Regions from separate parts of the Mus musculus genome. Here all the other regions are linked to region 2. Evidence: chromatin loops called from intact Hi-C (ENCODE). Cell type or tissue: left cerebral cortex. All regions are shown on one strand. Region 1 has its middle 72 kb from the start of Gm26685. Region 2 holds the start of Gm39691 (a long non-coding RNA gene). Region 3 has its middle 40 kb from the start of Gm26685.

Evidence for each region. Peaks named below come from ENCODE experiments on the same cell type or tissue, not always from the same donor. Only the 100,000 strongest peaks of a DNase experiment are listed, where the experiment ranks them.
Region 1: it touches region 2 in a loop (2.3-fold over the local background); 2 of 42 quality-filtered maps call a loop at or near these places.
Region 3: it touches region 2 in a loop (2.1-fold over the local background); 6 of 42 quality-filtered maps call a loop at or near these places.

Annotation. Positions count from the first base shown.
Region 1 is chr1:164,571,011-164,579,010 of GRCm38, reverse strand. No RefSeq gene overlaps it. Among named protein-coding and RNA genes, the nearest start is that of Gm26685, 72 kb to the right of the region's middle. In left cerebral cortex, no CTCF peak of the experiment used is centred here; DNase peaks (open chromatin) are centred at 391, 570, 1,609 and 3,234; H3K27ac peaks cover 1,396 bases.
Region 2 is chr1:164,470,864-164,478,863 of GRCm38, reverse strand. Gm39691 (a long non-coding RNA gene) reads right to left here and starts at 5,371. Exons shown (of 2, transcript XR_865695.2): 1 at 5,307-5,371; 2 at 4,744-5,173. In left cerebral cortex, no CTCF peak of the experiment used is centred here; DNase peaks (open chromatin) are centred at 2,771, 3,582 and 3,808; H3K27ac peaks cover 2,195 bases.
Region 3 is chr1:164,539,307-164,547,306 of GRCm38, reverse strand. No RefSeq gene overlaps it. Among named protein-coding and RNA genes, the nearest start is that of Gm26685, 40 kb to the right of the region's middle. In left cerebral cortex, no CTCF peak of the experiment used is centred here; DNase peaks (open chromatin) are centred at 2,416, 3,619 and 3,924; H3K27ac peaks cover 1,286 bases.

The DNA of each region.
Region 1 (8,000 bases), 100 kb before region 2:
GGTAGTTAAGTATATGGAAGCGTTAATTATAAACAAGTATGAAATATGAATTTTTTGATTTAATACTAACTAAAGGATGCATGTTCTTTGCAAAATAATGATTGATTCTACATGTAAAAAAAAAAAAAAACTTCCTGGGTACATCTAAAATATGATTCAGTTTGCCATAAAACAAACCACACGTGACTTTGCAGCCTTAATGTGTCTTGTGCTTATGAACTAATGCTTTAAATTTTTGTATTGCCCTCTCTTACTTCTGAGCTAAGCCGAAGGCCTTGCAATGGCCCCTGCTTCCTAATGTCTGTGCTCTTGCATTGTCGGACAGATACGAAGTGAGGGCAGAGATACCAGACTTTCATCTCGCCTTAGTTATTGTGTGAGCCAACTGGGAAGCCAATGCATTGTTAGAAAAGGCAGCTTCTAAAAGCCTGTGTGGGTTTTTTTTTTCTTCCTCTTCAGAATAGAATAGATTTAGCTGTTTTACATTATCTTGTATTTTTTTTCCCTCAACTATCTATGATTTGCCTTGAGAGACGATTTCAAGATTCTTGTATATGGAAACTCTGTGTGGGCACACAGCACGTGTGTGTGAGCACATACAATGTAACTGACAGAATCCCCACATAAACTCTCCCTGCCCGGGGATCCTATCACTGCTCACCTTGGCTGACCCACCATGGCAGACATTGAACCAAAAGGCCTATAATGAGAATACCGTCCTGTAATAAATATTCGTTTAGGCTCCCAACAGTATCTAGCTAGTTCATCTTGCCCAACGAGATAGGCAGTTCTAACTTTCCCACGGGATACAGCTCTCTCAGTCTGGTCAAATACTCAGTTACTCTTTGCAGAGAAAGATAAATTTTATAAGTGAACCATACTGAAATATATTCAGGATTTGATGAACAAATAAAATAAAAGAATAATAAAAAATGAAGTTCTTGAAGACTTTCTACTTCTGACTCCTTTCTTTCCCAAAGCTCAGAGCGAGTATTTGCTCTTTTATGTCTCATTTAGTACAATGTTAACTTGTGCTGGGCCTTCATTAGGGTACAGTTCAACCAGGAATTCTGTGTTTGCCTTTTCTCTAATACCCCAGTGCAACACCTACAACCTACATGTACCATTTACTCTCCCAAGTAGCATCTGATACACTATAGCAAGGGACCTGGGTGTAAGCTTCAACTAACTGTGCTAGAATTTTAGCTTTCAAACCGGATTTTTTTTTTTTTTTTTTTTTTTTTTTTTTTTTTTTTTGGTATCTGCACAAGTTTGGTAGGAGGGAGAAGGTCAGAGAGCAGAGAGGAGGAGGAAGCAGAGAGAAGGGTGGATGTTGGCCTAGTGTTGAAGAGACACAGGACTTTACAACAGCTTACTGATTAGATAGATAGATAGATAGATAGACAGACAGACAGACATACAACCTACAAATCCCAGGGAAAATTAGCAAAAGCACAGGGCCTATAAATGCCAAATAGCAAGAATCCATCCTCAGCAACCAGAGGAACGTTTTCAGGAGAGCAGCATCGAGAATTCCAGGAAGCACATATTCAAAGCCTGTTTCCTAGGCAGCTGAAGCCACCCACCATCCCTTGAACAAACGGAGGCCGATTCGGTTCTCAAATGTGCTGTTTGCCTAGGCTTTCAAAATAATCCAGAGTGTTCAACTGGGTTCTCTTGCCTTCTGAAAGCAGCCTGCTAGAGAAAGGATTCGTGACACTCTCTATCTGGCCGTGGACAGACATTGATTGCACGTCTCACCCCTCTTACAATACATGTCCCACTTGTGTGGTGTCTTTAACCTAAGCTTCAGCATCAGTCGTTAGAGAGACAGTGTCTTTCAATCCTTTAAGTCCTCGAAAATGAACAGAGTAAAACCTCCATTGCTGTATCTGAAACCCAGCACTAGCTATTTAAGTCTGGCTGGACTTCAGGGAAATGCAAATTAAAACCGCTTTGAGATTCTGTCTCACCCCAGTCCAAGTGGCTATTATCAAGAAAATAAAGGACATCAAGTGTCTGGGGAAAGGGTGAACCTTATTCACTGCTGGGACAAGGGGCAACTGGCGTAGCCATTATGGAAATCACCATGGCGGTTCTCAAAAACGTTTAAAATGGAGCTCTTGTCCGACCCTGCTGTCCCACTCCTCAAGGGTCACATAAAAGACCTCATAGCCTTCCACAGAGATCCCACAACATTGTTTACTGCTTCTCTATTCACACAGCAAGGAAATGGAACCAGCCTAGATGCTCATGAACAGATGAACGGATAATGAAAGATCGGGGCGTAGACAGAATGGGATTTTATTCAGCTATAAAACAAAACAAAACAAAACAAAAAAACATAAAATTACGAAATTTCAAGGGAAATGAAGGAATCTGGAAATTACATTAGTAAAGAAAAATATCGTATGTCCTCTCATAGGCAGACACAGTTATGCATGTATGTATAAGCCATGAAACTATAAAAGGAAACATGAGAGATAGGAAAAGAAGAAGAAGAAGAAGAAGAAGGGCGAATGATAAGACTCCTGTGATATAGAAACAGAACAGAGGATATTGGGACGGGTGGGAACTCAACTGGCAAGGGCTTGAGTAAGGACGAGGGATGACACAAACAAATGTCAGATTTCACACACACACACACACACACACACACACACACTATGGCTTTAGTTAGAAAATGGTAAATCTATGTGATAAAATACTGGGTAGGCTGTATTGAATATGTTATATGAAAATAATGATATACAGAAAAGTTTAGGGCATAGCATTATTGCCATTATTACAATGATGGGAATGGAATTCGGGTCTTTGAGCATGCCTGACAAATGCTCTCCTCCTGAGCCACGCCCCCAGAAGCCAGTATTATATGAAAGTAGAAAAAAGAATTAAATTATCCCAGGAAAAGTAAAAGCGTGGGCCTAGAAAGAAAAGAGCCTAAGTGTTAATTATTTAAAAATAATAATAAAGGCAACATAATCCACAAATCAAATGAGAATTATGCAGTGTGAAGCCATGGGAACAGCATGTAGCTCAGTGCCAGTGCACCTGCCTGGCAAGCTTAAGGTGTTAGGTTCAATCCATAGTTTTAAAGGAAGTGCCACAGGGTCTGCCACAGGGTCTTCTGTGATCTCAAACCCTTTTGCCTCATCTCTTCTCTCCACCTAAAGCACCCAGGGCCTTGTCCTCACAAGCCAACATTTTGTCCTGTACTGTCCTAGGTCCCTGGCAGCTCTTTGAATGCATGTCCTGTTTCGCTAGACTCTTTTGTTTTCCTCTTATACACAAACACCCACCTTTGATGACTAAGCACAGATCTACACACAGCAGGTATATGATTGAGTGGCTAGCCAGCAGAGCCAGAGTCAGTGTGAGGCTGGAGAGAATGCTAGTGGTATAGAAAAAGTGGACTTAAATTGCCCAGGATGATAATTGGATGCAGAAGGGTGTTTTCATGAGCCTCTGCATTGTCTAGGAGGAAAGGGGGCTATCTGTTCTGAAAAATGGTTTATTTGAAAAAAGCCTCTCTCTCTCTCTCTCTCTCTCTCTCTCTCTCTCCCACTTGCACACGCGCGCACACACACAAACACACAAAGAGACAGACAGCCACACACAGAGAGAGAGAGAGATTTGGATCTCTTAGCAAGTGACTTAGAATTTGGTCATGCTCAACAGACTTGAGCTGAACAAAAGCAAACACCCACTCTCCACCGAATGGTACCACCACTTCCAACACAAACTCTGAGGTTAAAGGACACACGGAACAGGGCCATCCTAAGTTCGGAGCAGCCTTTAGCAGAAAGGAAGTCAGCAGAAGCCACTGTGGGCAGAGAACCAGAGAGAGTCCATTAAAAATCACCCCAACACCCAACACCTCCTATCACAGTTTCTCAGAGAACCTGGCATAGTCACCCATCCATGAGTCCACAGCAAACCCAGTCCATTCCTGCTAGGACTAGATTGTCTTACAGGGTGGAGATTCTGCAAAAGGCTTAAGGTAAGCCTGGGCAAACCAACTCCCAGTCCAGCAGCCAGATGTATTTTTTGTTTTCACTTGTTTTGGCTTGACTTTGAATGGGTAGTGTTTTATAAACACTTGATTTTAAGTGGCTTCTCTTCTATGATGCAGGTGTGCTACCCAGCGCCACCCCCCCCCACCGCCACCCCGCTTCCCAGTCCTTCCTCCTCACTCATCTTGTAACTTATGTTTATCGTCCTGACTTCCACTAGGAATGCAACCATGGGAACAGAGACCCTAGTACTGGGAAGACTATAGTAAAAATATTAATTTTTAGCAAACATCCAGCTAGTGCTGCTGCTCTCCTGGGGTCTATCCTGCAAGTTTTATGCAGATAACATTGAGCATTCTGAGCAGGCTGAGGCCTATGCTGCAAAGATTCTGTCCTGACTCCCTTTGACCATTTCTGCTTGGCTGTATGCATCCAAATTGGGTATTTAGAACTCTTTTTCAAATGACTGACTTAAGGATAGGAGCCTTATAATTTCCTAATCTCCCAAACCACTTCTCATTGATGATATTGGTTACAAGGTTGCTTAGATATAAAGTGCTATCTCTCTCTCTCTCTCTCTCTCTCACACACACACACACACACACACAGGGGTGGGGGGCCTTGAGTGTTTCTTCTCCACCTTCCTTCCTTCATCTATTAGAACAATCAAATACCTTATGTTCTTCATAATTGCTTATTCATTTTTCTTCCTTCCAAAAGCATCATGCATCTTTTTTCTTACACTTACAGACCATTTTGTCCGCCTGCGTCTAAGAAAAATTAAAGGAAATCTACTTTGCTTTTCATTTTTATTCTTTTAGTATATAATCATCTTGAAATTTGGTTATAATGATCATAACACTTATTCTGTTTCCATTATTGAACTAATTACAGAAAACAATGCCCCTATATTTGTTTCATCGATCATTTAATTCTTTAGTGATCCCTTCAACTTGCTCCTAATCTACTTAGTTAAAACCTGGTATTAAAGAAATCTTGTGGCTGAAATCTGTGGTGGTCAATTTAGGTCCTTCCCCTTATCACAAATACCAGTGGTGATATTGAAACCCTAGCTTGTAACCTCCACAAGGCAGGGGACATTTCTATGCTTTGACAGTTAATGGAAGAGCCCCACCCAGAGGAGGCAAAACCAGGTAAACAACAAGATGCGGAGCGAAACAGGAAATGAATGAGCTGCAGAGAGCGAATGCAGACAACCAAAGAAATCGCAAAGATAATTAGCTAAAGATGCTTAGCTGAGAAAAAAGTTAAAAATCGCTGAACTTTGAAAGACAAACTCTATGCTTTAATGTTGTAGCTGTACAGCATTTTCTCAGTTCTATGCCTCTCTCATATAGCACATTTTCTCCAGGGTCTCCAAGCTCATGAATACTTATGAGTGACAATCATGGAGAAGCCCTACAGGGGTGAATACTTAGTCAGCTTTATATCAATCTCTGAATTACCTATCCCATAGGATTGTGTTACTTACATAATCCAGGAAATCCAGGTAAGATAGACCTAGGAAATTCGAGTGTGTAGAGTCTTTAGGTGAGATTTCCTAAGTTCCTGTCTGTCATAGCAACAACAAAATTGGCTGTTGAAAATGTTTAAAAGATCTCAGTCAATATAGCTGGGGACTTCATGCTTCATAACACCTTTTGGAATAATAGCTCTCTTATATCAGTTGGTGGATAAAACACTTGCCACGTGAGCCTTCTGACTGGAATTCCGACCTTTGGAGCCCATGAATGTTTTCTGAGGCATCTCATGTCTGTAATCCAAGTGTGCCTTTGAGGAGAGAGAGGGCAGAAGCTTACAGGTCAGTTATCAGTAGTGAATGATAAGGGGTCCCACCTCAAACAAGGTGGGAAGAGTACCAGCACCCCAGGTTGTCTTCTGGCCTTCATGTGTGCATTAGTCACGTGTCCACACACACACACACACACACACACACCACACCTCGCACACACCACACACAGACAACACACACATACCATGTACACCCCACACACACACTACACATACCTCATACCTCACATACAGCACAGGTATACACCACACACAAACACCACATACAGCACACACACACTACACATACCTCACACACCACACACACACACCACATACACACATACACACACACACACACACACACACACCACAGAGCTATGAAACAGTAGATTTCCATTGTTTCAAAGTAAGTCATTAAGTTTGGGGTAATTTTTAAATCAGTTCTAGGAAACCTTATCATCAGTTCTTTCCCCTGGTCTCCTGACAACCTTATCTTAAAATGATGGAAAGGTTGCTGGCTCCTGCACTGACTTTAAACTAAAATGTTGCCTCTTCCATGGTTTCTTGTTCTCCCTTGCTATACTTTTCATTTTTACCTCAAATTATATTCACCTGTTTGCTTATACATGAATGAAATGTTAGGCAACAACAATCAGGAGAGAGGGGACACTTTGAAGAGAGGGTTTTCTTCTTGGAATTCCTGCCGTTGTGATAGAAACTGCAGGCCCAGCTGGCCTTTCACATGACTGAGCATGTGGTCAGGACCTGTCGGGACAGCTTCCTCGGGCTCTGCCCCCTCCCTTGTTTATCAGAATGGCAGGTGTCTTTCGTGGATTTCTCACTCTCATTTGATGATTTTCAACAGCTGTAGGTTGTTGTCCAAACCTGTGCTGGGTAGGTCTCTCCTAGAATGTGGTTTCCACACACACACACACACACATGATGACTGTGATAAACTTTGAAAACAGCTAAGGCTTAAGGCCCAGCAGAGCCTCTGGTTTATAATCTACCTAGATCCCTGGAGCTACCCTGCTGTTCCTTAGAGCTTGCTCATTGATGAGAGCTGACGGTAGAAGAGTGAACCAAGCTTGAAGACAGAGAGCACCAAGCTTCTACACACCTAACCAACCCGTGTGGATCAGGTTGTACTGTCCTTTCATTTCTATATGAAGGCTCTCCTTGGACCTATGTGGGGATCAGATACCTGGAGCACACACACAGCATCAATACATGAGTGAGTGGGTGTCAAATTCAACCAAAAGTAGAATGTACGCTCCATAGCTCAACTAAAAATAGTCATATCTGAGGGCAGGATGTGGCCTGCCAAGCCCCCGTTACCAGAATTTTGAAGCAATGTAGAAAAGACAGGTTGACTCCTCCTGATTTGTATAGCCATGCTTGAAGGACCTTGAGCCAAAGCACAGACAGTTCACGGTAAGCACTGTAGATGACTGTCCGGACAGAAAGTTTAGACCAGCTCTGTCTTATCCTAGGCCAGTGACCTAGCAGTTGCTTTGGCTTCATTTCCACTGGCCTCTTGGGGCTCTGGTTGTTTAACAAGACCTTGTGCTCAAACTTTCCAGGACTTGCCACAGATTTCCTTTCATCTTGTCACAGCTAAATCATTTGGCTCTCTAGATCTTAAATTCCAATTAAACAGATGCAGTATCTTATAATCTAATTTGCTTCTCACACCACTGCCCTGTGACTTTTTATTGTCAACTCTTTATAAATGTGTTTCAAGCTATATGGTTGCTAGGGACAAGCTTATTGAAAGCATCGAGTCAGGACGATAAGAGAAAGATCCTCAGGACAGAGGTGAAAGAGAACGGGAAGCACACCAGATTCTGGAATTTTAGATTTAAATCCCTGGATACCTTGTGGTACCTTTGGGTGGCTGTGAAATGTCTCCATACACATTTCTTCATCTGTAAAACAGGAGCCATTCGATCTATTCATTGTGAAGGATCCTTTGAAACGTGCCTCCTCACCAGGGTCTCCAAGGCCCATGCTTTCTCACCCACCCAGTTTCTGTCTTCTTCTCTTCCTCTTGCCAGCTGTTCCTCTTGCTCTGGCCAGCTGCTCTGTTTGATGGCATTCCTCAATCACACCCAGCAGTCTCTGACAAGGGCATTCTTATCTTATTTCTCTTTGGAATGTCCTCTCTTATAAGTTGCTCCCCCATGCCCTCAG
Region 2 (8,000 bases):
TTCAGATTCCCAGATGCCCACCCAGCCATCCCATGCCATGTTCTCTTCAATCAATAGGCTTTCAGGATAAGTCAAGCAAAACCTAAGAGAGTATCATGTTAAATTCCCCTGAGGTACAAACACAAAAGAATGCAAACTACTACCAAGGTCAATTCTATTTATTATTAGCAAGAAGATATGTTTACATTGTTAGTTGGACATAACTTTAATCCCAGCACTCAAGAGGCAGAGACAGATGGATCTCTGTGATCCTACAGGCCAGTCTGGTCTTCATAGTGACTTTCAGGACACCTAGATCTACATAGTGAGATCCTGTCCGAGAGAGAGAGAGAGAGAGAGAGAGAGAGAGAGAGAGAGAGAGAGAGAGAGAGAGAGAAGATTTTCATATATTTACTATTATATAGAGTTATAATTTTAAAAAGTAGGCCTATAGACGTTTTGGGTTAATAGATATATAATTTCAATTTAAAATGCTTTGAGAAATTTGTGTGAAATTTTGAGTTCTTGCTGAGTTTATCAGAATGTGGCAGGATAATTTTAGGAACCAATATTTTCATATTTGTGGGTCTAAATTTATATAAATGTTGAAGTACTTTAGAAAGCTTTGTTTTTTGGTTAAAAGTAGTGTGTTGAATACCCAAGATACAAGATACAATTTGCAAAACACATGAAACTCAAGAAGAACGAAGACGAAAGTGTGGACACTTTGCTCCTTCTTAGAATTGGGAACAAAACACCCATGGAAGGAGTTACAGAGACACAGATTGGTGCTGAGATGAAAGGATGGACCATCTAGAGACTGCCATATCCAGGGATCCATCCCATAATCAGCTCCCAAACGCTGACACCATTGCACACACTAGCAAGATTTTGCTGAAAGGACCCTGATATAGCTGTCTCTTGTGAGGCTATGCCGGGGCCTAGCAAACACAGAAGTGGATGCTCTCAGTCAGCTATTGGATGGATCACAGGGCCCCCAATGGAGGAGCTAGAGAAAGTACCCAAGGAGCCAAAGGGGTCTGCAACCCTATAGGTGGAACAACAATATGAACTAACCAGTACCCCCTGGAGCTCTTGACTCTAGCTGCATATGTATCAAAAGATGGCCTAGTCGGCCATCAGTGGAAAGAGAGGCCCATTGGTCTTGCAAACTTTATATGCCTCAGTACAGGGGAATGCCAGGGCCAAGTGGGTGTGTGTGTGTGTGTGTCGGGGGGAGTGGTGGGGGAGGGTTTGGGGGACTTTTGGAATAGCATTGGAAATGTAAATGAAGAAAATACCTAATTAAAAAAAAGAAAAAAAGTAGTTTGCCCACCCCATGCTTTGGTTCACAGATACAGATGAAGGTGGGGGAAGGAAGGAAGCACAGCTTAAACTATTTTAAAGTATTACTCTTTATTTATGGGCCTTTAACAAGTAACTACTAGGCTCTCCTAGACTAAAACTCTACTTACACGTAAAAGCAAAATGGAGTTAACACCACTTTTATAATTTTTACTTTAATAATGTCTTTTTTTTTTTTGCAGGGGTATAGGTTTGGTTTGGTTTTAGTTTTGGTTCTTGGGACACGTTCTTGCTGTGTAACTCAGGTTGGCCTCAGACTTGGAAGTCTTGTGTCTTTGAGTGCTGGGATTATAGGTATGTGCCACACAAGGCCAGACTTAATTTTCTTCATGTGTATGTGTGCACTGTGTGTATGTGTACACATGTTCACATGGGAGAGTGCACACGCGTGTGGAGAACTGAGGTTGACATGAAGAATCTCCTCACTCATTCCCCACTTGATTTTTTGAGGTGAGCTCTCACAGTTGAACCCAGAGTTTGCTGGTATGGGCAGTCCAGCTAGATAACTTGCTGTGGGCATCTCCCATCTCTAGAATTACACACGGCTGCTGTGCCCACCCAGCATTTATGGTAGTACTAGGGGTATGAACTCTGCTCTTCACACTTGCATGACAAGCGCTACCCACTGAACCATCTTTCCAAGTCTAGAGTATTAATTTTTAATCTAAAGGTAAGCTTCTGGATTGTTTTTTTTTCTCTATATTCAAGAAGCATCTCCAATTATATCTAGAAACTTCTTTTCACATAAGGAAATGCCACTGAGTGTGCCCAATGTTGTGTTGAAGAAAGATGAACACGCAGGAGGATAGGGGTTGGGCATGGCCAAGAGAGTGCTTAAGGGTTAGGGATAGGTAAAGCAAGAACAGGCTATGACTGTGAGTTGGGGAAGAGCCACAGAGAATTTGGCCACTCAACAGAAGTTAGGGAATACTGAATGAAAACTGTGAAGACGAACAGCAATCTTTCTTTCTCCTCAGAGTCCAAGGCCAGAAGCTAAGAGGGAGCTTAGCCCCTTAGAGGAGCAGAAAGATCTTTAGTGTGACTATAGTCCACTTGGACAGTGAAGGGGAAACCTACTCTCTCTGGATGGTTGAGTTTCTGGGAACTGGTGAAGTGGGTCCAGTGTGGTGTGTTGGAGGGCCAGAAGACCCTCTGCAAAGCATTCCCTTTTCAACATGTCCTTTGGCTCGGTTATTTTCATATGTAGGAGGAATCATATGTCTTCAGAGAACAGACGTTTCCTGGAATTTAACTACTCAAATAACCAAGGCTTTAGTTCAGTGTGCCTGAAGCCTAAATGGACACAGGGCAACTGGACAACAGCTCATCTTTAGCAAACCCTGAGGTCGCCGGCTTCTGAAACAGTGTGAGTTGTTCATGGCAAGGGACCACAGAGGATCTACAGCAGAAAGGATCATGTCTCTCAGCGTTGCCATGGGGACTGCTGGCTGGGTTAACTGAATGCTCTGTGGAGATGGATTCTTCTTTTAAAGAGAAAATAGCTTCTATATTCCAAAGACTAGATGGTGGAGCAGGTAAGTAGAAAGTCTAGGAGGGCAAGAAGTGTGGAGCAGTTGAGAGTCTGCAGGAGCAGCCTCCAGTTAGGAAACTGGAGTTGTTAACCCACCCACAAGGATGAGATCTCCACCAGAGGAGGTGGGCTTTTCTCAGTTAACATCTGTATACACAGAAGAGTAGACATGAGATTTGTAAGGCTCATGTTTAATTCCATCAACTGCAGCCTTTAAATAACTCTGAGCCCCCTCACATGTCTCAAGGGTCAGGAACAAGCCAGAGGAAGGGAGACCCAAGAAGCACTCCTTTCGAAGGTGTTAAAGGCACTCAAACAAAGCCACTTGCAGCAGTGTGTGAACATGTGTGAAAAACTTTCCATGAGAAGTTATAAAGACACCTAGGCCTACATCCCTGGGCTTGCCTGCTGGCTGTCTTGCTGTTAGGACTTCAGACCTTATCACCAAATCTCTATAAAACAAATATCCATGTACATTCCATCAATAGTTAAGAGAAAATGCCTTTGATGTTTGCAGAGGTAGCTATCTCATCACCCACATGACACCGAACGGATCTAGACTATTGGGAGATAGTAGCTCAGCCCTGACATCTGCCCAAGGGAGCAAGTGTTTTAGGAGTTCTATGAACTATCATGCCCATCCAATCTGCCATCTGTCACTGGTTTACCATCACATGCTTGGTCAATGACTTCCCAAGTCTGTGCCATCTGTGAAATGTGGATAAGAGTACACCACATCCGCTGTCTATCCTTTGTCCACATCTCTCTCTCACCCTCCCTCTTTCTCTCTCTCTATCCCTTCTGTCTTCTCCTCCTCCTCCTCCTCCTCCTCTTCTTCCTTCTCTTCTTCTCCTTCTTCCTCTTCTTCTTTCTCCCTAAATCAGAGAAACAGTAAGTCTGTAAAGTGCTTTGAGCTCCTTGGAGATAGAAGCTCTATAAATATAAGCTGTTATCACTGTCACCATGGAAACACACAGAGCGAACTGTGCTGCATTCCGACGTGTGCTCAGCATAATTGTGACCTTCTTGCCTGCCGGCTGTTGATCATCAGTGCTTCTGTAGAGCTGTGTGTCCAGGTAGAGGTGGGCACCCCAGATTGACCTTGTTTCCTCATCAATTCTTCTTCACACCACTTTTAAAAAGAGATATTATCTATCTGTTTGCTAAGTAATAATCTAGGGCTGGTGGAAGGATGCAATTTATGACTGGCTTAATTTGCAGTGGACCCACCCTAGGACCTGAGTTAGAAACCAGGCTTGACAGAGAGCAATTCCAATGAGCTTCAGACATAATATTCTATTAGCATTTCCTAAAGCTGTCTCAACCCGACTCCTTGACTTCAGCACTAAGGTTATAGAACCTTGGCAGTGAAGAGGATTACAAGCCTGCATCTTTATGCCTGGGATTGGACCCTGGAAAGCAGAACTATGCCACTTGCCAACACCACTGTCTTACTGGGCCTAGCACAGTGCCTGCCATGTAGCCGATGTTTTGCAGAGGTTTGCCAACAAAGTAAATATTGGAACGAATAAGTGGCCATCCTTTCCCGTTACATAGCTGAAAGTGGAGCTGAGTACGACAAATGCATCCAAGTGTTATGTGGGACTAAAAGGCCTGGAGTACATCATCTCTTCTTGAGGCTTATCTGACTCCCCACCCCGCTATCAAAAACAGGAACACACACACACACACACACACACACACACACACACACACACACACACTTCTAGTATCATGAGCTAGCTGTCCTGGGAAAGCCAAAAGCCTCATACAGAATGATTTAAAATACCAGTTTCACCCTGGCCCCAGCTCAGGGCTGGCTTCCCAAGGGTGTAACCTGTGGCGTTACACATTCACAGCACACAGAACACCTCCAGGTTCTGTTTAATGCTAGGTTATCATCCTCTTGGGCTTTAAAATTATATATAACAAGTGCCTCACATTTCCATTTTGCACCACGTAGTAGGGTTTGCTTGGCTGGCTGTGGTCCTTGAGCCGTTTTTCTTCCTTCACATCCTGTCATCCCTCTTCGTGAGGAAAGGGAATCCCACCATCTTATTCTGCTGGGATGGAAACATCTCCCAGGCCTGTGGACTAAGCTCTAGTGAATGCATTATTCAGCACAGGTAGCTTTCTTCACACAAAGGGGCAAGCTAATACCGTGGAAGGAGTGCGCACTTACTCTTCCGTGAGCCGCTCTTTGCTCTTCGTATACTTGCTGTACTAGAGCTCGTTCCTCCAGACATGGTGTGACCAGAGGCCTTCATGGAGAAGAGTTGTGGGTGACCTGTGGAGTATCTGGCCACAGACACATTAGCAAGGTAAGCAGAACAATGGTGCAGGCTAAGCGTGTGGCGATGGAAATGTGGCTGTTGACATTCCTATGGAGAAGGGGGAGGTACCCCTCAGACACTGCTCAGATACCACCTACCTTTTACTCGCTGCTTGCCATTGGCCCTCAGCTGCATGCTGGGGGAGTTGCTACAGAAGAGGTAGAAGGTTGATGATGTGAAATTGTTGCCATGGCAATGAGCTTTTGTGACCCACGGCCATACTAGTGTAGGGTGTTTTTTGGTGGCTTTTGGCAGTGGCCTTTGAGTTGGCCATACTCTTGTAAGCAATGCCAAGAAACTACTGGTCCACCAAGCTGAACTTGGGTGGAATAATCTTTTTTTTTTGGTCTGGACTGCTGGTACCCTAACTGTGGTGAATAGATGTTTCTTTATGTCGCCCTAAGAAAAGCCACACTATACTTAATACGTTTCAGTGAAATAATAGGGTGAAACAGATGAAATTATAATTTTATAATATTCAGTGAAAAAGGAAGAGTGGAACGGTAGGGGAGGGGCTATCACCAGATGAATGGCTGTTACATATGAGGCACTGCTAGGTGCTTTCTATCTTCAAATTAAGTGGAGAGCAATTAACAGAGAAAAACAAAGCCTAAGTAATTGCCCAGGCCACTAATAACTAAGAGGTGGGCGTCAGAATCTGTTTGTCTAGTTTTTTAAAGCTTGGGCTCAAAAGTTAATTTCAGTATATCAGTAAAGTAGCTTATGTTAGGGCCACTCATCATTGTATCTCAGCCAAAAACAAAAGTTCATGTGGCCTTGTTTTAATTATATATGGTTTTTTTTTTCTTATTTTTAAAAATTTTATAACTTTTGGTTTTTTGAGACAGGGTTTCTCTCTGTAGCCCTGGCTGTCCTAGGACTCACTCTGTAGACCAGGCTGGCCTCAAACTCAGAGATCTACCTGCCTCTGCTTCCCAAGTGCTGGGATTAAGGTGTTGGACACCATTGTCTGGCTTTCAGTTATATTCTTTATTTGTGGACCGAGCCTTGACGGGAATGGGGACTACCGGGAACAGATTCATTCAGTCATTAATCATGACAGGACTTCGTTCTGAGAAGCCTTACAATGTGACACCAGGAGAATTCATTGTCTTCCCACAACTTCTCTTTAATACTAGATGAAAAGAAACAAGAGAATTCAGTCTGTGCTTAGTAAGATGGAATGCAGGTGTGCTAATGACTCTGTCTGCCGCGCTGAGGAGGCCACCACCACAGGGGGATGTGAAGGCGGCACTTGGAAGGACGAGGGACCTCACTTCTAGGCTGATATGCAAGGAGATGATTGCTCTTTTCTTGGAGTCATTGTATATTCAGGTCCCTGGGACCTCAACTTAGTTTTAACTACACAAGAATGATGGGCCAGTTCATGGAGGAAGCTGCCATTGAGCCAATGTCCAGTCAGTCCACTCTGCAGTCTGAGGCACCCTGATCATAGGCTTAGACATACTTCTAGGGACATCTGCAGATCTTGTGGTGAGGGAGGTAGCTGCAGAAGCTAATGCAGAGGTCATGAGCTCTGTCCTATTCTAAAATTTCCAATGTGCTACACATTGTAAGTGCAAGATGTCACATTGCAATTACAGCATAGAAGACTTTTGCTTGCACCGGGGGTTCTTAGTGTATAATACCTTTAACTAAAGGACTTGTTAAAATGGGTTGCTACCCTTCTGGGACCCAAGAATTAATTCTAATAAACTTCTAGGTGCTTCCATTGCTGCTGTTGCTGGCAGTGTGGGGACCAGAGTCTGAGATCTTTTGACACATACTGTGCACTGTCTGTGCCTGCTTGAAGTCTATATTGCACGTGATAGTCAGTTGAACATTAACGGAAGCCTGAATGCCAGATGTTAATGAATACTTGATGTTAGAGTATTTTGGTATATTCAAAATACTGGGATGCAACTCCACCCTGTCGCAGTGCGAGCAAACAAATACATAATTTATTTAACAAATCTCCTCAGTGCTGATTTGGAATCAGGCATTGAGAACCAGGAGGTACAAAACAGACAGAAATGCTGGACTTTAAAGATCTTAAATGTGAGTGGGAAGTATCCTTCCAAACTTCGGCTAAGTCCTTTTATATCAAAGAGCTCAGGTTCTCACAAGAACAATGTAACTGTCCTATCTCCAAGATGAGACCATGGAGATTCAAGTAGTCCAGTGACTTTTACCGCACTCGATGCCTGTATCCCCAAAGCCCACATGCTTTCCCAAGCGTCGCAGAGAAATATTTATGGTTAAGTCTAGAAAAGGGACTTTTCATTGAAGTATCCTGCATTCTATTTGTTAAGAATTTCTTTTCCGTAGCTATACCTGGAGAGATCTCTAAGGGACCTTTCGTTGGAAGGTCCCAAGAGCTGAGATGGGTGGATCCTGAACTGCAAGAAGACAAAGGTTAGTTCTTGCCCACACCCGTTCACTGAACACCTGGCCAGGCAATTAGCTATTCAGAGCTTTTATGTTTAGAGGGTTCCTTTGATCGGCAGCTTGGCATTGACTCAATGGGCCCCTGGCTCAGAGTGACAATCCTTTCTTCCCTTTTGATAAATGTTGCCTAGAGTTCCTGAGTTCCAGGCACTGCGTTTGACACTGGGACATTCCCAGGCGAGTGGGACAGTCCTTGACCCCAGTGTGTTCAGTATTTAGCCTCTGCTGCTGCTGCTTCCTGGGTATCCTCTGGGTCCTGCATTTGAGCCTCTTTGGGCTTTGTTCTGGTTTGCTTCTCTGTTGCTGGGATGAGACACTGACCCAAAGCAACAGGAGGTGTAGTG
Region 3 (8,000 bases), 68 kb before region 2:
CTCTTCTGCAATGATCCCCCCAGGCCTCAGGAAGGAAATGTAGGCTATAGGTGTCCTGGTTAGGACTATTAACCCTCTGGAATCCCACTTCCTCATCTACATATTTGGAATGTCAATCCACTTTGCCTCATAGGTAGCTAAGAGACATAGGTAGAGCAAATGCTAGGTAATGGTTAATATTCTCCATCATTGTCAAAAAGCTATAATATGCCTTCCTGTGAGCTATTATTGCTAATTGTCGATATAAGATATGAGATCTCTTTCTTTCCAAGGTACCACCACTGTTCCCACAATATTATCTATATATCCCACATATCAGGAAATAGTAATGAGTACCATTAATTTTCCCAGATATGCTATATTGACATGTAAACGCCACCTTCATTAAACAAACTTTGGAGGAGTTGGCTAATATCATAATAAAATGATCAAGATGTCCCCCAGGGATCCAAAGCAGCCATTTGGTTCACATTTGGGGCTTTAGGAACAAGAACATTTGGATGGGTAAGACCTCGAGGGACAAAGAAAACACAAATAGAAGGCAAAGGGGACTAAATAAGAAATAGGATCACCATGCAAATGAGGACAACTTCTGTTCCCACTTCCTTGTCCAAGCACACAGATTGCTATCTGCCTGCTGCCTGCTCTTTCCATGGAATCTTCCTCATTCCTATGGGGTTCTGGAAGCTGAAGTAAGTCTTCTCTAAGGTACTGTCTCTGTGGAAATGGAGAACTTTTGGGATGTACAAATGTCTAGGAGACTGACCACTATAACTGCTAAAGGTAGCTCAGCCAGATACTCAGTCCAGTATCCATTTCGCAAATACTGATTAAGCCACACATTTCTCAGCCAGGAAGACACGCATTTACACTATCCATTCCTCAGCCATGAAGACAGGCACTTTCAGCCTTCAGGGGAATCCACATCTGGCTCTGCCTTCAAGAAGATCATTGTGTGTGGAAGCTCCCACAATGAGCTGGATCTGAGAAGCATTAGTCAGAGAGAGAGAGAGAGAGAGAGAGAGAGAGAGAGAGAGAGAATCCTCTATGTCACTTTAGAAGATAGAAGGAACCCAGAGAGAAGACCACGGGGGATTCCACAGCTCTCTCACTGATTTTCACACAAATTCTAGGAGGGATAACAGCAAGAACATACACACACGTGCACACACACACACACTAGCTTCTTCCTGGGAAATCAGTAGCTACACCTAGAGCTTCCTCTACTAACGGCATCTAGGGTAGACTTCAAAGTCCAGAGAACTAGTGACTAGCAAACAGTGTGAAGAGGACAATCAAAGCTGGGCTTTTCGTAACAGGCAGGCATTTCCAATTCACAAAGTCAGTTTTGGAAATCAGGGAGAGCAGAGGACCTGATATCTCACATCTGTTCAGCACAGTGCACTTCCTAATAGTCTCTGTCCAACTTAAATGCCAATTAGGAAGCCCCTGATGGAAGTCAAGCCATCTGCTGCATACTTTGAGCCTGCTAATTCATTGTAATTTTGATGCTTGTGTTAGCTGATTGTTGTCAGAAGGTGGATCAGAAATTGGTAGCTTGTGCCAAGTTCAAACAGTTTGAGAATGGCAACAAGGTTACGTTGTCTAGGAAGTCTCTGTTCACTGGTTCCCCCACTCCTCTACCTAGAGTAGGCACCCTTGATAGCTTAAGTCTCATACTACAACCTAAGGAAATGGAGAAAAGAATTCACATGATCAAGGGACCTCTTATGGGCCAACTGGTTTCCTATACTACCTGGCATGGACTGGAGTGTGTCCCTGCAAATGTGTGTGTTGAAATCCTAGTACCCAGGACCTGAGAATGTGGTTCAATGAGATGAGTTTTGGTGATGACTGAAGAAATATTTGCAGAGAAGCACATAAGAGAATAGCCTGCCGGCCTTGGTCTCCGAACCACAGGGTTTTGGTTTTATTTTTATTGTTTTCTTGCCTTGTTTTACTTTGTCATTTTGTTTTAGGAGACAGGGTTTCACTATATAACAAAGGCTGGCCAGGAACTTGCTATGTAGATCAAGCTGACTCGGAACTGGCAATCTTCTTGCTTCTACTCCTGAGTACTGGGATTATAGGTATGCACTAGTGTGACCAGCTCAAGGAGCACATGCATGATTGCCTGCCTTACTGTGTGCGTGTGCATGTGCGTGTGCGCGTGTGTGTGTGTGTGTGTTTTAGTTCAGGAGCCTCAGGAATATTAAGCAAGCCTTCTAACACTGAACTATATATCTCTAGCCCCCAGCTAAGGAACTTTTCTTTGCAGGAGCATTGAGCACATTTTCTAGGGTCACAGAACACAAGAGCTGATAATGGATTTTCATCTGGACTCGCTCCCAGAGAACTCCGCATCTCTTCATCTCATTGACAGTAGTACAGTGGCTAGAAAAAACGCTTCATTTGCAAACTACACGATTCAAATGTGCAAAAATAAAAATGTGAGTTCTTTTATTCATCTCTAACTCCACTTCTATTTCAGTCACCAATTTTCTTCTTGTTGGCAGAAAACTTGATCCAGTCAATTGAGATAAAAACAGTAGTCATATTTAAATGTGGTCATTTCCATATTTCCTACTCTTTAAGTAGCATCAAAGGTTGGGAGATTTCGACAGTAGATGATCTGGAGTGAAAGGGGCCTGTGGTAGCTTCGCTCACTCTATCCGGGACGTCTGTAGCCACTGGCTCTTCCTGGGACAGCTGAGATTCTATCTTGTTTCCAGCCTTGGTCCACATTGGTTCCTCTGCTTCTGCTTCATCCAGATCTCATGTATAGAGGCCATCACTTGGATAATTCTGAGTTCCCTTTCCCTACTGATAGGGTATTTGGGCGCTCCCTCCTAAAAGATCATCTAGATAGGAGGAGACCCTGGGTTTAATTCTTTGTACTACAGTACACATACATATACAAACATACACACACAGACACACACACACACACACATACAACAGGCAGACATACACACACACACATACACACAGAGAGGTGCACATATACACACACTCACGCACGTATATATATTCACATATACTCACATGCAACACATAGATACATGTCCACACTTACACATTCATGCATATATACACAGACACACACACATGCACACAAACACTCTCTCAGCATACTCACACATACACACAGTTATATCCACAGAGTCAGACATAAACACACCCACTCACAAACACACACAGACACACACTCATGCATACACACACATAGTCATACACAGAGAGACATATACATACACTAACAAACACAGACATACACAGACATACACACACAGAGACACACACTCACATAGACATATATACATGTACACCCAGGCATGCACACACACTTTCACACACACATACACATACATACATGCACACACTATTAGAGGGTCAATGTAGTTGGGATTCAAAAATAATAATAGCAAAATCGATCGGGGGGGAAAAAATAAATGTCAAGAATGTTTAGATGGAGTCTGTAAGGCATCCATCTGTGTGAGAGAAAAGAAAGAAGCAACAGCTGTTGGGGCTCAGACGGGAAGAGACAAGTCGGCATCAGAAACATGAGGCACATGCACCCACTATTGCTAGTGCCTTGCTGTAATCCCAGAAGACTCTGTTGCAAGAGCCTGGCTCCTTAAACTCCCTTCCTGCAACTCCCTCTCCTTCTCTACTCCCACAGCAGAGATGACCTTGACTCCGACTCTCAGTTCCTAGTCCAGCCCCGAACAGAGGCACACTCAAAGCTCCCTTAAAGAAAACATTGACGCCTCCTCCTTCAGCTTCCTTTCTCCATACACAGGCTTTGGGAAAGGTCTGTGGCCCTTGATACTTCCCTGAAGAACCTCAGTTTGAACAGATTTAGATAGGCCAGTGTTTTTTGCTTTCAGTTCCAAGAATATCTAAGCTCCTGCTTTTTCCCGGTAAATGACGTAATTACACTCACATCTATAAGGGAAACCAAACGTTAGTGAAGCAAGCTATATGGGGAACACAGGAGCCCAAGAACATGACTTGGTACTGCCTGTATTTTATAAAACCCTACCCTACAATAACCATGCTGCCAAGTAAATAGAGACAAAGTCCAGAGGGGACAAGGAATTGAAGAGGGAAAAAACAGCCCCAGTGTTTGGTGTTCTGTTCTTACGTCACCTCCTCAAGTGAGGCCAGGCCTGTTCCCTCTCCCTCAGCAGCCCCTCCCCACACCCATCACCTTTGTAACCATCTTAGCAGCTGTCTTCTACTTGGTTTCACCCATTTATATTGTTGTCTCTCTGCTCTTCTCTACCCATCACACACACACTACACACACACACTCACTTGGAGGCACATGCACACACCACACACAGAGAGAATAAGGATATAAGCTTAGGAGCGAGTGGGCTTGGACTGTTTACTGTTATCTTCCTAGTGATTACAGTATGTCATGCATGGCTTCAGTATTAGCCACAGGAAGCATTATGGGATGGAGGGGCATAGGCGACTGTTGTCTGGTCATCCCTCTCCCAACCCCAGCTTTCCAAACTTCCGGTGGCACCAAGAGTCTCAAGAGGCATTACCCAAAGCTTGCCATCTTAATTCTTTCAAGAGCCAAGTTTATGCTTTTCTCCCACCACTTAGCTGACTCCTGACTCGGGTTGTTCTTACGAGGCCATAGGCCTGTCATCAAGGCTTTGCTTAGCATGGCACACATCCTACAGGGAGAGCCAATGTTCCTTATGACATATGCTTCTGTGCCACCAGCCAGGATCACCCCAAAACCTCTCCTCTGCTCACCCCACAACAATGTGGGGAGAAGGGAGTATGTTAACCAGGAATAGGAGTCATGGAACAGACAGCACTTCACCTTCTTCAGTCAGGGTTCCATTCTGAGGTCTCTATGTTGGCCCATATCCCTCCCCATAAGGACAGCCAGTCTCCACCCTAAAGGCTACCTCTTCTGTGGTCCTCCCTGGCATGGGCTCTGGCATGGCCATGGTTCTGTTTATCTCCTCTCTAAGCAGGATGCTGGAACATCTCCCCTCCAATGCCCTCTTCATCTCATTTACCAGACAGACTTCTTCCTTTCAAGCTCCAGCCCAAACCTAGAACTTGTCTGATCCCATCTCCTTCTCAATCTGGATTGATCCTCCTCCTCCTCCTCCTCCTCCTCCTCCTCCTCCTCCTCTTCCTCTACCTCCCACAACCAGCGTGTTTGTCATTCTATGATGTAATTACAATTTCCCTCCCCTTTCACCCACCTGCTATGGGGAAGGGTGCTAATGAAGACAGAAGTGGGTCTGGTATCTGCAGTACTGGTTGTCTCTAGCTCAGAGTCTGATACGTGCTCATCATAAAATGAATGTTTAGACACTCACTTATTCATCCCACATACTGGAGCCAGCACTAACAGTATGAAATAAAAAACCTCAGGCATGATCTCTATCCCCATGGGGTCTGCATTATAATTGGATGTGGGGGGAGGGTAGGTAAGGAGAGCAGGCAGTAACCAAGTAAATAGGTGCTGGTTATTATTAAGCTCATGAAGGAAATAAATAGTACTTTGATTAACATTAATAGAGGGGTGTTTCTTTTTTATTTTTAACTTGTTTTTCAACTATTTTTATTAGATATTTTCTTTATTTACATTTCAAATGTTATCCCGTTTCCTGGTTTCCCCTCTGAAAACCCCCTCCTCCTACTCACCAACCAACCCACTCCTACTTCCTGGCCCTGGCATTCCCCTACACTGGAGCATTGAGCCTTCATAGGACCAAGGGCCTCTCCTCCCATTGATGACCAACTAGGCCATCCTCTACTACATATGCAGCTAGAGCCATGGGTCCTACCATGTGTACTCTTTGGTTGGTGGTTTAGTCCCTGGGAGCTCTGGGGGTACTGGTTAGTTCATATTGTTGTTTCTTCTATGGGGCTGGAAACTCCTTCAACTCCTTGGGTCCTTTCTCTAGCTCCTTCATTGGGGACCCTGTGCTCAGTCCAATGGATGGCTGTGACCATCCACCTCTGTATTTGTCAGGCACTGGCAGAGCCTCTCAGAAGACAGCTATATTACCAATCCTACATCCAATAGAGAACTAATATCCAATATATACAAAGAACTCAAGAAGTTAGACTCCAGAGAAACAAATAGCCCTATTAAAAGATGGGGAACAGAGCTAAACAAAATTCTCAACTGAGGAATACTGAATGGCTGATAAGCACCTAAAAAATGTTCAACATCCTTAGTCATCAGAGAAATGAAAATCAAAACAACCCTAAGATTCCACCGCACACCAATCAGAATGGCTAAGATCGAAAACTCAGATGACAGCAGATACTGGCAAGGATGTGGAGAAAGAGCAACACTCCTCCATTACTGATGGGATTGCAAGCTGGTACAACCACTCTGGAAATCAGTTTGGTAGTTCCTCATAAAATTGGACATAGTACCAACTGAGGTCCCAGCAATACCACTCCTGGGCATATACCCAGAAGATGCTCCAACATGTAATAAGGACACATGCTCCATATGTTCATGGCAGCCTTATTTATAATAAGCAGAAGCTGGAAAGAACCCAGATGCCCCTCAACAGAGGAATGGATACAGAATATGTGGTACATTTACACAATGGAGTACTACTCAGCTATTAAAAACAATGAATTTATGAAATTCTTAGGCAAATGGATGGATCTGGAGGATATCATCCTGAGTGAGGTAACCCAATCACAAAAGAACACACATAATATGAACTCACTGATAAGTGGATATTAGCCCAGAAGCTCAGAATACCCAAGATACAATTCACCAACCACATGAAACTCAAGAATAAGGAAGATCAAAGTGTGGATACTTCGGTCCTTCTTAGAAGGGGGAACAAAATACCCATGGAAGGAGTTATAGAGACAAAGTATGGAGTAGAGACTGAAGGAATGACCATCCAGAAACTGCCCACCTGCGGATCCATCCCATATACAATCACCAAACCCAGATACTATTGTGGATGCCAACAAAAGCTTGCTAAGGGGTGTTTCTTTAAGAAGAGTAACCAGGAGAAGTACAGGAAAAGAAATGGATGGATGGATGGATGGATGGATGGATGGATGGATGGGTGGGTGGGTGGATGGATGGATGGATGGATGGATGGGTGGATGGATGGGTGGGTGGATGGATGGATGGATGGGTGGATGGATGGGTGGATGGATGGGTGGATGGATGGATGGGTGGGTGGATGGATGGGTGGGTGGATGGATGGATGGATGGATGGATGGGTGGGTGGATGGATGGATGGATGGGTAGATGGATGGGTGGATGGATGGATGGATAGATGGATGGATGGGTGGATGGATGGATGGATGGGTGGATGGGTGGGTGGGTGGATGGATGGATGGATGGATGGATGGGTGGATGGATGGATGGGTGGGTGAATGGATGGGTGGGTGGATGGATGGATGGGTGGATGGATGGATGGATGGGTGGATGGATGGATGGATGGATGGATGGATGGATGGATGGATGGTTGGATGGGTGGATGGATGGATGGATGGGTGGATGGATGGGTGGGTGGATGGATGGATGGATGGATGGGTGGGTGGATGGGTGGATGGATGGATGGATGGATGGATGGATGGAAGGGTGGATGGATGGATGGATGGATGGATGGATGGATGGGTGGATGGGTGGATGGGTGAATGGATGGATGGGTGGATGGATGGGTGGATGGATGGTTGGATGGATGGATGGATGGATGAATGGATGGATGGATGGATGGATGGATGGATGGGTGGATGGGTGGGTGGATGGGTGGGTGGATGGATGGATGGATGGATGGGTGGATGGATGGGTGGATGGATGGGTGGATGGATGGATGGATGGATGGGTGAATAACCACAGTGAAGTTGGGTTCAGAGTACAGCCTAATCACTACAGGTCTCTGTATATTGAGAGAGTTTCTGACACTCAGAATTTAAGTAGCAGCAGAGATTTAAGCTTGGCTTTATAGGCAGATGGCAATGCAAACTAA